2 separate regions of the Mus musculus genome follow, and region 1 is linked to region 2. The links are chromatin loops, found by intact Hi-C in ENCODE. Cell type or tissue: heart. All regions are shown on one strand.

Region 1 (8,000 bases), 100 kb after region 2:
GAGACACATAACTGGTCCAAGCCCTGAGAGTAAGTTACTGATGTCCATCCCTAAATAGGCAGTCTATTATCAACCCTCTTACTCTCAAGGCTCACAACTCACAGAAGTATGTATTTTGGGGGTGGTGGAGGGCAGAAAGAATTTCATGATCAGACAATGCAGGAGTGCAGTGAAATGATGTCCTCTGGATGTGACATGGACAGTGTACTCAGGAATGCACAGCAGCTATGGTTACCTGGACAAGTCCAAACCAGTCAACTTTACAGTATGGATAGGGGAGGGAGCGCTCAGTGATTTCTACCCAGAGCTGAGGAGTTATTGACAGTTGCTGGCTGTTCAAAGAGACTCATTATTCTTCGAGTGTGTGGTTGATGGGAGGATGTCCTGGCATCAGTGGATAGCCCCACACCTATGTGCATACCGGCAGCATTAATCGAACTGAGGGAGTTACTGAAGGACAAAGAGGATGAGGAGGAGGAGAATGAGAAAGAGGAAGAGGAAGGAGGAAGAGGAAGGAGGAAGAGGAAGGAGGAAGAGGAGGAATAGGAGAAGGAGGAAGAGGAGGACAGCAACAACAAAGAAGACATGGAAGGAAATGGAAATACTGGGATTTGGTTTAAGTATGATCAAGGTAACTGCATTCATATGAAATTGTTCAAGTATAAATAAAAATAGTTTTAAAAAACAAGCCCCCCAAAGAACCCTGATTAACTATTGAACTAAAAAGAAAATTTCTCAAAAGAGTCTACTGTTCGAGTGGCAGGTTCACAGGGCAGCAAAGCATCAGGACAGTTACCAGTCACCACGACAGATGTTCTACCCCTCAACAACAAGGCACCAGGACAGTCATCATGACAAACTTGACTCCTCAGAGGCACACTCCTCTGCTCACTTTAAGACTATTTTCCTTTCATGAGTGACCAGAGTACAGAAGCTCGGCCATCAGTAGCTCTGGCTGGCCTGGCACTTCCACCCTGCCCCCACTCCGCTCCTGAGTGTTGGGATTGCAGCTGGTGTGCAACACTGGCTCAACACCCCCATTTCTTCTGTGTGTTGTTGGGAGGCTACCAAGCACAAATTAAGAAATGAAAACTATTTCTTTTCACCTCAATTGTTAGTCCATTTTATGAGGTTAAGTTTTAATTTTAAGCCTCCTGGTATAAAAAGCCACAAAATGTCTAAGAACAAAAATATGTCTAATCTAAGAATATGACTTCAAATATCCTTTGGGGATATTATGCTTTTAATCAGAGGAAGTTCTTAGTCTTTTTTGAAAGAGCTAACATTTTTGAAAGAACTAACAGAAACTAAAACATGAGTAAAAAAACCATGTAACTATGAGCAATTTAAGGGATATACAATAAATGCTAAAAACTGGATGTAAACAACACAGCTGAGAATTTGTAGCAATAATAAAGACAAATTGTGCAAAACAATAGCTCAGCAACACTTATCAGAAATAATTTGGATTTCTTCACTAACTGGTCCACAGTTAAAATTTATTGTTATCTTTTTATTTATAAAGCCTATAGTTTAGTATACACATTAAAAAAAAACCCAACCTATCATGTCTAGATGACTGATCAACTACACAAAGATAATAAAGTTAGGAAAGCCCCAGAAGAAAAGAAATGAAAAGGGACTAGGGCAATCACTTAACATCGCCACCACCCACTTAGGACTGTCAGTCTTCCAGGTCACCAAGAGGCTTTTAAGACCTTTAGTAAGGGAAGTGACCTGATGAAAGAGACCTTTTCTCTCTCCGCACTAATGGAGAGCAGCATGGGGACAGCCTAGGTAGGAGACGAAGTGAAGGTGTAACAGGCTTGGGTGGGACAGCAGGGATGTGGACAGCAGCACTGTCAGAGTGAGCTCTCCGGGATCCTGTTGTCACTCATACCTAGTTAGCAGCAGAAACGTGAGGTAGCTGAGTTACAAAGCTTACTTAAAAACAACAGGCAAAACAGGAAAAGCCAAATAGTGATGGTTACATATTAAAAAGGAAATTCTAATTCCAGTATTGAAAAACACATGCCCTGTTACTTCTCAGTATTGCTCCTGTTTTCACTATCCCAGAACGTAACAATAAATCTTTCCACAGTAACACACCTTAACACAACACCATAAAATGGTGACCAAGACAGTTCTCCAAAGGGAAGTGCTGCTTGTATCCATCACAGAGAAAACGCAAAAGAAAAAGGCTACCAAACACAGCCAAGGCCATCAGCCAATACTGCATCAGTGCCAACAGGACAATCCAGTTCACTGCAGCCAATTTCCTAGACTCACCCTGGTAATTTAGAGATTAGAAAACACATAAACAGTGTAAGAGACACTCTCACAAACTATGATCAAGTCTGCGTCTCAGGCATCTATTCTTGATTTTTAAGGTATTGTCAAAGAGTATAGACTCTGATGTGATAAAGAACTAGCTGGTGGTTATCATTCTTATAGAATTATGGACACAATGACCTAACTTCTCCAAAAGTGACTACATTACAAACACACATGGCTGTGTACAGATAAGGGCAAAACACTCTACCCTGCAGAGACGCTCAAGCAGGAAGAAAGACAATTCAAAATAGCTTCAGGAAGTCCCTGAAACTGACCAGATTCACTAGGCCTCTCTTGCCACTGTAAAGAATAAAAGCTAAGAGTCCCATTGAAGGGAAGCTGAGCTACAAAGACAATCAGACAAGCTGAGGGGCAAAGATGACTCTGAGACCAGACCAGCTACCTGAAAGGGGTTTAGACCAACTGAAGAACTTGGAAAGGACACTCTGCAATCAGTTGAGCTGTCTGCAGGCTGTACAGGGTGTCCCAGGTTCCTAGCTTTTGTGACCTGCCATTCATGCTGGGAAGGCATTGGTGATGTAGCTGTCTTTGAGCCATTTCTGCTCCAGTGAGTAGCCCCTCAGCCACACTTCTGTAAGAAACCCCAATAAACCTACTGGTTCATAAACTTGGACTTTGGTGGTGTCTATACTTCACTCTGCTATAAATCCCTATCTGGAGTGAATATACCTGTGTGTTGTGTCTTCCCAGGAAAAATTCTGTCGTACAACAATAATGCTCAGGACAACAAAACTTAGAAACCGCTTTACTTCAAAGGAAAGAAAGAACAGTGTTTTAGAGAGACTTCTACTTAAGACTGCTTAGGCATAACCTAATGATGACAGGGGCTGACTTATTAAAGGCTGGGCAGAATTTCCTAGCAGTAGTCTCCTGAAGGTGTAACATCACTCAGACATTAGAATAACTATGTTTTAAATTAAAAATCTTCAAAAATAATAAAACTCAATTCTTCACAAATTATACTTTCCCAAATTAAAAACCTCGACAATTGCTAGGTCACCAGATCTCCTTGCTAGCAATGAGTTTTTTCCTATGCCAATGAAAGACTCTATAGTAAACCATAGCTACTTCCATTCCATTCATAATGGTAGGGACATCATAATGATTGGCATAAGGAGAACTGCAGAGGGCAGTGATGTTTCCTCTTTTTAAAAAATAGCTTAAAAGAGCATTTGCAACAAAAGTGTGAGTGAAGAACAGGGAGAAATGTTCAAGTAGGAGCTTAGCTCAACTACGATCCCAAGTGTCCTGTATCAGGACTGCTCAGTAAAGACTTGTCCTGTACTTAGAAGGGCATCCTCATGCTAACTCATGGATAGATGGATAGCACGCAAGTGACTGTAATACCGTAGTAAACGAGAGCAGAACCGCAAACTGGGTGTTGTGAGGAAATACCAGGAAGCCAGAACACAAAGCTTCACTCAGGGCTTGGGTCATACACAGCTCAGTGATAAAAGCACTTGCCTACCATGAGCAGGGCTGGGCCACTAGATGCAAGCAAACCAAACCCACAAACTCACCAACAAGAACAAAAATAGAGGAAAAAAAACCCCACTAAAAACAAACAAAAAACCCCCCAAACCCTAACAAGTTACATAAGGTAAAGTTCTAAGAGTGAGAGACACCCTAGCAGGTATAAAGTTAAAGCAGTTAATTGCACAGCACATCCAATGTAAACTTTGAAAACTCCATTTCAAAAGACGATGAAAACCAAGGAGAAATCCAGATGGCCTCAAGCTTCAAACTCATAACAGAGCTTGAATTATTCTTTAATGAAGAAAGAGATAATCACACTTCAGCATTCATGGGAACCTGGAGTAACAGCACTTGTTAGAAATTAGTGGATAGCAAACCCCAGCTAAGGGCCAGTGTACAGGGCACAGCAGAACAGGCAAGTGTGACTGCAATCCCAACTCCTAACACAAAGCACTGTCTCTAAGAGAAATCCAACACTGGAGTCCTCTCCTCAATCTGATAAGCTGGGAAATGTTACCTATGATTAATTATTATGACATAATAATAAGATAGATAATTCCTAAAATGTAGACTGAACAATGCAGTATGTGGTAACAAAGGCTAACTCTTTTCACTCCTAACTTTTAAAGCACTATTAAATAAAAGGGAACAGTAGTTGTTACAGAAACAATTACAGAGAGAATCAAAAGTAATTAACAGTCTCCTTCAACTTCCTTTGATACTTTATTAATTCAAGTAAGTGCTCATGGCACACAGTCAAAGAAAGCGTGTTACACAGGCGCACTGTCAGGCTTTACCAACAGTAACCTAATGTAGGCTTCAAACTGTCACAGCACACGTGACTGCAGATAAACTCATGCATGTCAAATTGTGCATCACATGCTTTTCAGAACCAGGTTCATATTTAAATTAGCTTAAGAATACACACAATTACAAGATGTATTCAATAAAAATAACAGAGAGGTTTAAACAATGCTGAGGACTTTACAGTCAAGTCTCTAGGGGAGGTGAGCGGGGGCCCAAGCCTTTCATCCCTTATGGAGGGAAATGTGAGTGGGCTGGCTAAAATACTCTGCAGGCCCCTCTCAATATTCCCGACGACATCAAGAAATAATAATTAGATTTGAAGCTGTCATTATTACAGCCAGGAACACTTAATCTCCAAAGCAGCAGAGTCTTAATTGAGACTATGATTAAATGACACACATACATCCAAATACATCCTCACATCTGGCTTAAAGTGTGTTTTGTCTCATTGAAATTATTACACTTGTAATTCTGTCTAGACAATGCCAAATATAGTTTGCCACATAATAGTTAAAGCAAATGTAGTTAACAGTTTGTGTACTCCTCACATCCTTTCACTATAATATACGTGGTGCAGAGTAGCATGGTGGACTACGGAAGACAGGAATCTATGATGTTGAGCCTTCTGATAGAACACACGGGCTGCTTGGAAATACTTGCTTTACTGTTTGTGTGTATGTGCAGTGTATTTGTGTGTACACATAGGCCAGGGGCTGTCATCTTGTTCTTTTCTTTTTTTAATAACTTCACTTTATGTTTTACATTTTAAAGTTTTATTCATTTAATTTTGTCTTTTGCCTGTATGCATGACTGTGTACCATGTACATGTCTGGTTCCCATGGAGGCCAGAAAAGGGCACTGGATCCCCTGAGACTGGAGTTACAGATGGTTGTTAGCTGCCATGTGGATGCTGGAAACAAACTCAGGCCCTCTGGAAGAGCAGCCAGTGCTCTTAACCACTGAGTCATCTCTCTAGCCTCACCTTACTGTTTGAGACAGGGTCTTTCAGTGACAGAGTCAGTCCCTGTTTCAGCTGGCCAAGCTGGTCAGTGACCTCAGAGGGCTCAGTGGGTTTAGAGCAGCACACAGTCACATGTGGCTTATGTGAATGCTAGGTAGGGGTCTGAGCTCAGGTTCTCATATTAATGGATCAAGTACTAGGCCAGCTCCCTAGCCCAGTTTAATTTTTCATATGAAAAATTTAGTAGCATGGCTATAGAAAAAGACTCAAGTAAAGACAGTATTGTTAATAATCCTAGAAATAGTTATCTTAATACACTAAAGATCTCTCTCCAAAACAATTATACTAAGAGAATCATAAAGTTTCATTCAAGTTAATAACTTAACATGTTTGCTAATTGTCTTGAAAGCCACACTAAAAAGTTAGATGAATACAAGAATCCTGTAAGTAATTAAGTTATTTTCTTTTGAAAAGTCAAAGGGTAGTTTTGCATGAACTTTTTATCTTTACAGACATTACTGTAAAATAAATTAGAAGCATTTCCAATTTGTACAAATACAGCAGTAAGAGGAAACGTCTGAGTGAAAGCAGCCACGCTGATCTCAGAAGTAGGGCTGTTCTGAAGGCCAGTCAAATATCTTCCCCAGGAGACAAGCTGAGTCTAAGCCCGGCCAAGAACCCGTGACTGCACAGATGCAGAAAGGCTTCCACGCCCACCCTCCATACATGCTCCACCAGTTTTACAGTGAGTGCTGAAGCTTACTGTATGGGGATATTATTATTTTTTGATGATGTATATAATTTTTCAGTGTAGCCCAATGAAGTATCAATAGACTATATGAAAATTCTTGTCCAAATTTTTGAAGCAGCAAACAAAAGTGGTAATTCATAGATCTGACTGCTGATATAATCTACAGGACAGCAAGTTTAAAAATAAAGCACTTGACTATTATGAAACACGCGAAAAGTCATGAAGTAAAAGCACAAAACTCTCAGAAGAAAACCAAGGGAGAAGCCTGCAGCCTTGGACTAACAAGGTTAGGCCAGGCTTTCTCAGCGATGACAACGTAAGAACAGCAACAACAAAGATTAAACCAAAGACTGAAGAGTCTGCGCTTCAAATGTCACCATCAAGAAAATAAGAAAAGTCCACAGAATAAGAGGATATATTTGCAAATCATACGTCCGACAAGGCTAGTACCTAGCATATACAAAGAATTCTCAAAACAATAGAGAGACAATCTCACTTAAAAATGATGAAAGGGGCTGGCAAGCTGGCTCAGCAGGTTAAGGTGCTTGCTGTGCAATCCTAATGACCTGAGTTCCATCCCCAGAACCCACACAAGGGAAAGGAGAGACATGACTCCACAACGTTGACGGGGTTGGTCTTGGGCACTGTGTATTCAGATACTGACCTCTGAGGCCAGAGATCTGGTTCCAGTCCAGCTGCTGGCACTGTCATGGGAACTGAACCATCTCCTGGATCAGTATCGCTCGCATAAAGAAGGCTCCCCAGTGATCTTATTGTTTAATAAAGAGCCGATCCGCCTATGACTGAACTTCTGTTCCCAGGGAGAGGGTCTGAAAGGAGTAGGAGGAGGAAGAAAGGAGATGGCCGTGAGGCAGAGGGCACAGGAAGCACTGTGATGAGCAGACCACCAAGGCATTTGCCATGAGGACACACATGGAACAGAACTCAGACTGAAGGTAAAGACCATGTGGCTGAGAAGTAGACAGCTTAGAGGGTTAGAATTCCTGAGTAGCTGAGCAGTCACAGTGCTCAACACTTGTGAATAAACATAATCGGTCTTTGTGTCAATTATTTGGGAGCTACAATGGGAACACACAAGGCTATATCATGCTTGAATCACTGACAGCTTTCCTCTAACTTCCACATGTGCACTGTGATGTGCTGACATATACATAATCACACACATATATACCATGACCATGTATATATAATACGCTGGACTAAAAAGGGTAAGACTAAGCAAGCACTGGCAAGGATGCTGGCAGCCTCATTCACAGTGGGCAGGAATATGGTGAAGATGCTTTGGAAAATACACTAACAATACTTTGAAACAGTAACCAACACTAAACAAACAATCGGCATATAGCCTGTCAACTGTACTCTTTAAATACCCACAGAAATGAACATAAGCGATCACCATGAAAAACAGCATTAATACTCGCTACAGCATACAGTCAGAACAGCCCCAGACAGAGACAATCCAAATGCTTATCAACTGGCAGTAGCTGTATACTGGACCATACAAAGACCCTCCCCCGAAAATTACTCTAGTTGAGCAATCATGATCTACAAGTAGGAGTCTGGGACATATGCAAGTGAAGGCACCAGATACAAAGCACTGTGTATTATAACACCCTAGTTTCTTACAAT
Region 2 (8,000 bases):
AGAGTACCTCTTTATGGTAGTTTCACCCACTCTCGGCTGTTGTTAATTGGAATATTATTATTATTATTATTATTATTTTGCTATCCACTGCCCTCCCCAACATGAGAAGACCATAAAATTGAAATGGAAAGGTAACTAGCACAATGTGCCCTGTTTCCTCCCCCATTTCTGCTGATTCAGCGTGAGTCCCACCGGATCAGCAATGAGGCCTGGAGTCATGGGTACAGCGTTGGTTGCTCGCCTGTGTTCCTTCTGAGCCATTCAGGGAAGCTTCCCGGTCGCTTTGGGCTGGCCGGCTGTCTTTCACACTGCATCTATCCTCTCCTTTTGAACAGATCTATTCCAGAGAGGAGTTCCACCACTTCATTGATGGCTTTAATGAGGAGAAAAGCAACTGGATGCGCTACGTGAATCCAGCTCACTCTGCCCGGGAGCAAAACCTGGCTGCCTGTCAGAACGGGATGAACATCTACTTCTACACTATTAAGCCTATCCCTGCCAACCAGGAACTTCTTGTGTGGTATTGTCGGGACTTTGCGGAGAGGCTCCACTACCCTTATCCTGGAGAGCTCACAGTGATAAATCTCAGTAAGTGGATTACAGAACAAAAAAAAAAAAAAAAAATTAAAAATGCTAGTAATGTCAGTTCTGCCCCTGTGAGCTAATAACATGTTGTCTAATTATACGGCTTCGTCATGTGTTGGACTAAGTAGGTGGCTTTAGCTAAGACGAGGAAGAGGAAAAACATTCTTTAATGTCCCTACTTCTTATTATAAAACATAATCATCAAAGATATACATATTACATATATTGTATAAAATAACCAGTACAGAATGTTGTTTTCGGAAAGTTGCAGGAAGAAGTATATTTCCGATTCTAATTTATGCAAGCGGCTGTAGGCACAATCCCAATGGGTATGGACCTGTGGAACAGGCCAGCTGCAGTCCCTTCCTGCTGTGCTGGGTCAGAGCTTTGAGTTTTCACTGAAATCTTGTGAAGATACGTGTGCCTGTAAAGCCATGATCTAATGTGGAAAGCTGTTTTCTAGAAAAAAAAAAAAAAACTGTCATAATTGTTCAAGTAGTCTAAGTGAATAACCCTAAGAGATGTCATATCTGAGCTTCCTTCCTTATGGTAAAGGGGACTGATCTCATCTTTCAATCAGGCTTACGGTAACCGCCTATCTCTTTATCTTGACAAATTCTTGCTTCCTTGGGTTTATAAGCTTTTACTTTTTCTTTTCTTCTTTTTAAATTTTGGCTAAAGTTACTGTCATGCCCTCTAGCAAGCTTTCCCTCTTCAGTCAGTCTCAGGTAGCTTTAGGAACAATTTAAGAATAAAAAAAAAAAAATTCTAACTTCTATTTTAACTCAGGGTGTGTGTTCTGGGTTATACTGCCGAATCTTACAGCACTTTTTCAAATGACCATCTTCCCATGAAAGCTAAATGTTGAAGGTTTAAAAGTTTTCATTTTAATAGTCTCTGAAATTTGAGTAAACATTTCCAGAAATCTATAGAGAGTTCCAAGCTAGACTTTACCCAGTTTCTACTCTTCAGTCTCATTTGCTTTCCCTGGAGACTAAATGTAGTTCATATTTTACCACTGAAGCACTAGAAATATTAATTTTAGTATTTTAACTTTTAAGACCAAGGACAGTGTCTCGCTAGCCATGTTCATTCTACAATGCTTGTGCTCTCAGGAATTTTCAGTTTTCTGAAAATCTTAGCTTCAGTACCTTTCCTGTAGGCTCACAATATAGTGTTTGTGCCCGGGCCCTCAGCTCAGCAACGTACACCCTTGAGCTAAGCATGGTGGGTAGGTACCTGCCCAATAGCAGCAAGCCCTCTCCTCGTGTTTGGGTTTGCTTTGGGTGTTTGTTTGTTTGTTTGTTTGTTTATGGACAAGGTCTCGTGCTGCTTAGGTTCAGTTCAGACTTGATGTAGTCAGGGAAAGCCTTGAGCCACTGTCACCTCCAAAATGCTAGGATCACAGGCCTGTGCCCTCCCCCCACCCCTGCCTCCCACCATCCCCCCAATGCCTGTTCCGAGTGTTTACTCTTTGTGTCCAGAAGTAAGTTTCATTATGCTATGAAATGACAGCTTTGCTCTTCAGACACCCCCCCCCTTTTGACTGATGCAGGAGTCTTCTGAGGGTCACAGGAACACCTCCTTTGTCTGACATTCCTAGGACAGAAAGAGAGTTAACCATTCAGCTGCCGTGCAAGGCTCTTGCTCCTGATTGTGAAACCTGTTGGCCCAGGTGTGGCCACTGATGACTGACACTCTGATCAGGAAAATTTCCAGCATTTCATCAGGCCTAATAGGCAGATCGAGTGTCCAAGATGGGCTGTGCTAGATTTCCAGGCTTAAAGCACAATAGAGGTCTGTCCAGAATCTCCGTAAGGACTTCCATCATGGGGTGCAGGGGATGGAAACCTAATGAAAGAATGTAAGTCCCCAGAAATCACAAACTGACAGGAAAGAGAAGGGAGAGAGGAATGTGGAAAAGAACTGTTAAATTTAGCTCCTGGCCCTCCCAACCTTTTTGGTAATTTTTTTTTCTATCTATCTAACTAACCCATCTAGAAATCAGTTGACCAAATTATAGACTTCTGAATGTTAATCTGCTTTCTCGGTTTCAGTTGAAAACAGACTTTGTTTTGCCTACTGCAGAACTTCTAGGTTCTTTCTTGTAGTCTTAGGGGTGCTTATTATAGATCGAAAATGTGAGTCGGCATAATTAAGCCATTCAGAACCTTCCAAAGCAGCTCACTCTTGAAATGACTCTGTCCGCCTACAGCCATTTAAGATTTAAGAACAAAAACAGATCTTGATTTTCTTTTTCATGTTAACTCAAGCTGCTAAGTGGGAGAGTTAGAAATGATATCAGCTCCTGTGATTAGTCAGCTGCTGAAGGATGAGTTTTTAAAAATGTACCTTCATATACAGTCTATAATTTCCAGCTGTAAAGTATTTTAGAGACTGACATTTTGCTGCGGATATTCCTTCAGGATAAGTTCTCAGCCTGGTTGTTTGTTTGTTTGTTTGTTTGTTTTCTGAAGACAGAGCCACCAAACGCTAAATTATGCATGTCACGGAGAAAATGAAAAGCTCTGACTTCATTGTTTCTTGGTTCAGTCATTAGCTTCACAGTAGTTCAGTAACTAAAGTGCTTAGCAAGAAGAGAGCCGATTAAACCTGTGCTCTACACTGGAAGAAAGCCCAATTCTTTATACTTAACAGCTTTCATTTGTTAAGTTTCCACTGTGGGACTACTACAAAAACATTATGAGTCTTTGATGTGATTTGCCACATTAAAAAAATGGCACAGACAGGGGTGTGGTGGCACACACCCTCAATCCCAGTGATCGAGAGGCAGACGCTGGTGGATCTCTTTATTCTTGGCCAGTCCAATCTATATAACAAGTTCCAGACCTACTGAGACTGCACAATAAGTCTTCCCCCAGAACCCCCATCAAAAAAAGAGCAGAGTTAGGAAGGCCGTACACAAGCAGGCTTGCACACTCTCACGCGCTCGCTCTCGCGCGCCCACACACACACATACATAGGCATACGCACATGCGCACACAACTTCTTTTCTCTTAACCTGAGGGTGCTTCTAAAATCATTATCTTTTTGTCTTACCTCCAGTAAATCCCTTCCTGTGACTGTGGGATGCCTCGCCTGTCAGCCTTCCAGCTTAACCTGTCTCTCTCTTCCTTTACCATTTTAGCTTTAAAAAACAAAAGTGACAATTTGAACTTCCTGCCTGCTGGGCCTCACCCGAAGGACTGATATTGGGCTGATAAGGGGATATTTATTTTGGTTGAGAGGCTTGAGAAATTGCTCTCCCCCAGAAAGCTTTCTGTCACTGACCCCATCAACATCTCCCCTGATAGTGTTGTCCACGGTGTTTATTCTGGGGCTCTGGCTTACCCAGGAGTAACTGATAACAGCCAGCAGGAGATAACGTCCTGTAAAGCGCTTTCCGACTGGCATCAAATCCCTCCAGCCTGTCAGCCTGGAGAATGGATCTGAAAGCTTTAGTTCTGGGCTTCCACAGAGTTCATCTTCAGACCTATCAGGTAGCAAGCTTGGAGTTCCTTCTCAGTTAAGCCCAAAAGGGCTGTTTTATAAGAGCACAAAGGATACTTCTTTACATTGTCTTAAGTGTCATTCCAAACCTGCCAGATCTTGGAGGTCAAGAATCTTGTTTCTACTCCGAGCATGTGCACCCCCCAACTAATGATGCTCTCAGCATCCTGGGGAGAAGTGCCTGTTTGAATGAGCATCCCAGAAACACAACTCAGCCTGTGCATCGGATGTGTTTTATCTTTGGCCCAGGAAAGCTGAGCTGAGGCTTTTCCTGCGAAATAGGGCTACATAACTATGGACAGTTTAGGACAGTATTCTCCTTGTCTGAGCTTGACCAGGGCATATATGCTGTCTCTAGGAGTAAATGTTTGTCTCTTAGCTGCCTCTGTCTTCTTTGGTGCTGTAAGTAATTGAACTAGCTTGGGAAGTACCTGTCGTGGTTTGGCAGAGGTGACTGTCACACCTCATGATTCCAGGAGACAGCCCAGATGGTAGTCTGGTTAGACCAGAACCTTGGTGAAATGCTCGCACTGCCGAGCAATGGCTAGAAGGGGCAGCCGCCATGCCCTTCTAGTTGATACAGGCAATTCGAACAGGGCTCATGAAGTTCCTATGTAAAGAGAATCGAGTTGGAAATTGATGACAGTTCATTACTTAAAACTAGTCTTAATCTTTCATCTAAGTTTGCACAGCATTCTGATTTCCTCTAGGTAAACTGCGAATGACTTATTAACCCGTGACAACCCCCCACCCTGTATTTTTTCCACCCCATCTTAGTGAACGCTCTGCCCGTTCCAGTTTGAACAGCACTTTTCTATCCTAGTTCTCACTAATGGAAAGGAGATCATCCAAGGGGCACTGGGCTCTATGGAGGCTGGCATTGTCCCAGGGTTTGATGTTATTCCCGATCCCCCCCCCCCCGCCCCCCGGAGGAAGTGGAGCAGTGTTTCTGAGTGGGTGGCCCAGAGCCCTCCCTCCGGAGTGAGAGGCGTTAGGGGCCAGGTGTCTAGCCTTTGTATTTGCTGCTGCTCAGGGTTTCTCAAGAAGAGAGAATGGCTTTCTGATTTCACTTCAGTTCTCCACAGCCCTGTGAGTAACCGCCCTTTCTTCTTCATTTTAGCACAAACGGAAAGCAACCCAAAGCAATACAGTAGTGAGAAAAATGAACTCTACCCAAAGAGTGTCCCCAAGAGAGAGTACAGCGTGAAAGAAATTCTAAAACTGGACTCCAATCCCTCCAAAAGGAAGGACATCTACCGTTCCAACATTTCACCCTTCACTTTAGAAAAGGACATGGATGGCTTTCGGAAAAATGGGAGCCCCGACATGCCCTTCTACCCTCGGGTGGTTTATCCTATCCGGGCACCTCTGCCAGAAGACTTTTTGAAAGCGTCCCTGGCCTATGGGATGGAGAGACCCACCTACATAACTCACAGTCCCCTTCCGTCTTCCACAACTCCAAGTCCCCCTGCGAGCAGCAGCCCGGAGCAGAGCCTTAAGAGCTCCAGCCCCCACAGCAGCCCGGGAAACACGGTGTCACCCCTGGCGCCAGGCCTCCCAGAACACCGGGACTCCTACTCCTACTTGAATGTTTCCTATGGTTCCGAGGGCCTGGGCTCCTACCCTGGCTATGCACCTGCCCCCCACCTCCCACCAGCTTTCATTCCTTCTTACAATGCTCACTACCCCAAGTTCCTGTTGCCACCGTACGGCATTAGTTCCAATGGCTTGAGCACCATGAACAACATCAATGGTATCAACAACTTCAGCCTCTTCCCTAGGTTGTATCCCGTCTACAGTAACCTCCTTAGTGGCAGCAGCCTGCCTCATCCCATGCTCAATCCAGCTTCCCTACCGAGTTCCCTGCCTACCGATGGAGCCCGGAGGCTGCTTCCACCGGAGCACCCCAAAGAGGTGCTTATCCCAGCACCCCACAGTGCCTTCTCCCTTACCGGGGCTGCAGCCAGCATGAAGGACGAGAGTAGTCCCCCCAGCGGATCTCCAACGGCGGGAACTGCAGCCACGTCAGAACACGTGGTACAACCCAAAGCTACCTCATCAGTGATGGCGGCCCCCAGCACTGACGGAGCCATGAATCTCATTAAAAACAAACGAAACATGACTGGTTACAAGACTCTTCCTTACCCTCTGAAGAAACAGAATGGCAAGATCAAGTATGAGTGCAATGTCTGTGCCAAGACGTTCGGTCAGCTCTCCAACCTGAAGGTAGGTCTCCAGACCCCCGCGGGTTTCTGCCCACAGACCCGTGCTGGTTTGCCCTTGGCTGCCAGGCAGTGCATTGTTGAGTGCACTTGAGCCATAGGAGACCCAGCTTGAGCCTGAACTGGGGTCTGCTGAATACTGAAAATACAGGGTTTATCTCAGTGTCTTTCCTAAGAGGCTTGCATCTGCATTGTACATACCTGGCTCTGGGAAACTTAGCAGGCAGGCAGGCCTCATTGCAACCCCAGAGTTCACCCCTGTGGTTTCTTCCCAGGTCCACCTGAGAGTGCACAGTGGAGAACGGCCTTTCAAGTGCCAGACCTGCAACAAGGGTTTTACTCAGCTCGCCCACCTGCAGAAACACTACTTGGTACACACAGGAGAGAAGCCACATGAGTGCCAGGTGGGCAGTATTCTCTGGGTAGAACTCTTGACCTCTGTGGAAAAATAGCTGTAGAATTGTCTTCCTGTGTTGTTTCAACAATACAAAAAATATGGTCTTGTACTAGGCTGCTGGCCCTGCACAGCTCCTGGGTACTCTGTGACTACTCACAGGCTATACTGAGGATGGCTGGGTGGATGTCAGTCAAGTTTCAGTGGGTGGGGACATGTCCTCAGATAAACAGTACCTCAGAGTACTGTGTGCCCAGCTTCTCCCCCCCCCCCCCCCCCCCCCCCCACCGCAGCATGAGCATTGTTAAGAGGCTTCTGGTCTCCCGAGGTTTCTGGCTATTGGCCTGCCTTTCCCCTCCAGCTGCAAACAATTAATCTGGTCTTCCCTGTGCCCTTTCTCTGTCTTCCCTTGCCCTCACACTTTAGGTCTGCCACAAGAGATTTAGCAGCACAAGCAATCTCAAGACCCACCTTCGATTGCATTCTGGAGAAAAACCTTACCAATGTAAGGTGTGCCCTGCCAAGTTTACGCAATTTGTGCACCTGAAGCTGCACAAGCGACTGCATACCCGGGAGCGGCCTCACAAGTGTGCCCAGTGTCACAAGAGCTACATCCATCTCTGCAGCCTCAAGGTCCACCTGAAGGGCAACTGCCCTGCGGGCCCAGCTGCTGGGCTGCCTTTGGAGGATCTGACCCGAATCAATGAAGAAATTGAGAGGTTCGACATCAGCGACAATGCAGACCGTCTTGAGGACATGGAGGACAGTGTCGATGTGACCTCCATGGTGGAGAAGGAGATTCTAGCTGTGGTCAGAAAAGAGAAAGAAGAAACCAGTCTGAAAGTGTCTTTGCAAAGAAACATGGGGAACGGCCTCCTCTCCTCAGGGTGCAGCCTCTATGAGTCATCGGACCTGTCCCTCATGAAGTTGCCTCACAGCAACCCACTACCTCTGGTGCCTGTAAAGGTCAAACAAGAAACAGTTGAACCGATGGATCCTTAAGATTTTCAGAAAATAAGTGTTTCGTGTTGCTTCTTAGGGTATGGCTTGGTGAATCAGGGTGCCTTTAGCAAATTGCTTGTACATGACTCCAGATCTGCAAAGCTCCGCTGGCACCGGGTGCTTCCCTGCACCTCTCTGGAATTAAAGAAGGACTCCAATGTTACCAAAATCTCAGGGCATAAATGAGGCAAAGACTCACTATATATACATATATACATATATACATATTATAAATATATATATACTTATTTACAGCCATGTCTATATATTTGAACCTGTGTATTTTG

Evidence for each region. Peaks named below come from ENCODE experiments on the same cell type or tissue, not always from the same donor. Only the 100,000 strongest peaks of a DNase experiment are listed, where the experiment ranks them.
Region 1: it touches region 2 in a loop (2.3-fold over the local background); 13 of 42 quality-filtered maps call a loop at or near these places.

The regions. Positions count from the first base shown.
Region 1 is chr10:44,337,783-44,345,782 of GRCm38, reverse strand. The region is part of intron 6 of Atg5 (autophagy related 5); the gene reads right to left. Among named protein-coding and RNA genes, the nearest start is that of Mir1929, 18 kb to the left of the region's middle. In heart, no CTCF peak of the experiment used is centred here; no DNase peak of the experiment used is centred here.
Region 2 is chr10:44,439,380-44,447,379 of GRCm38, reverse strand. It overlaps Prdm1 (PR domain containing 1, with ZNF domain), which reads left to right. Exons shown (of 7, transcript NM_007548.4): 4 at 336-588; 5 at 5,216-6,321; 6 at 6,593-6,721; 7 at 7,138-8,000. The coding sequence ends at 7,713. Among named protein-coding and RNA genes, the nearest start is that of Prdm1, 15 kb to the left of the region's middle. In heart, no CTCF peak of the experiment used is centred here; no DNase peak of the experiment used is centred here; H3K4me3 peaks cover 911 bases; H3K27ac peaks cover 636 bases; H3K27me3 peaks cover 1,698 bases.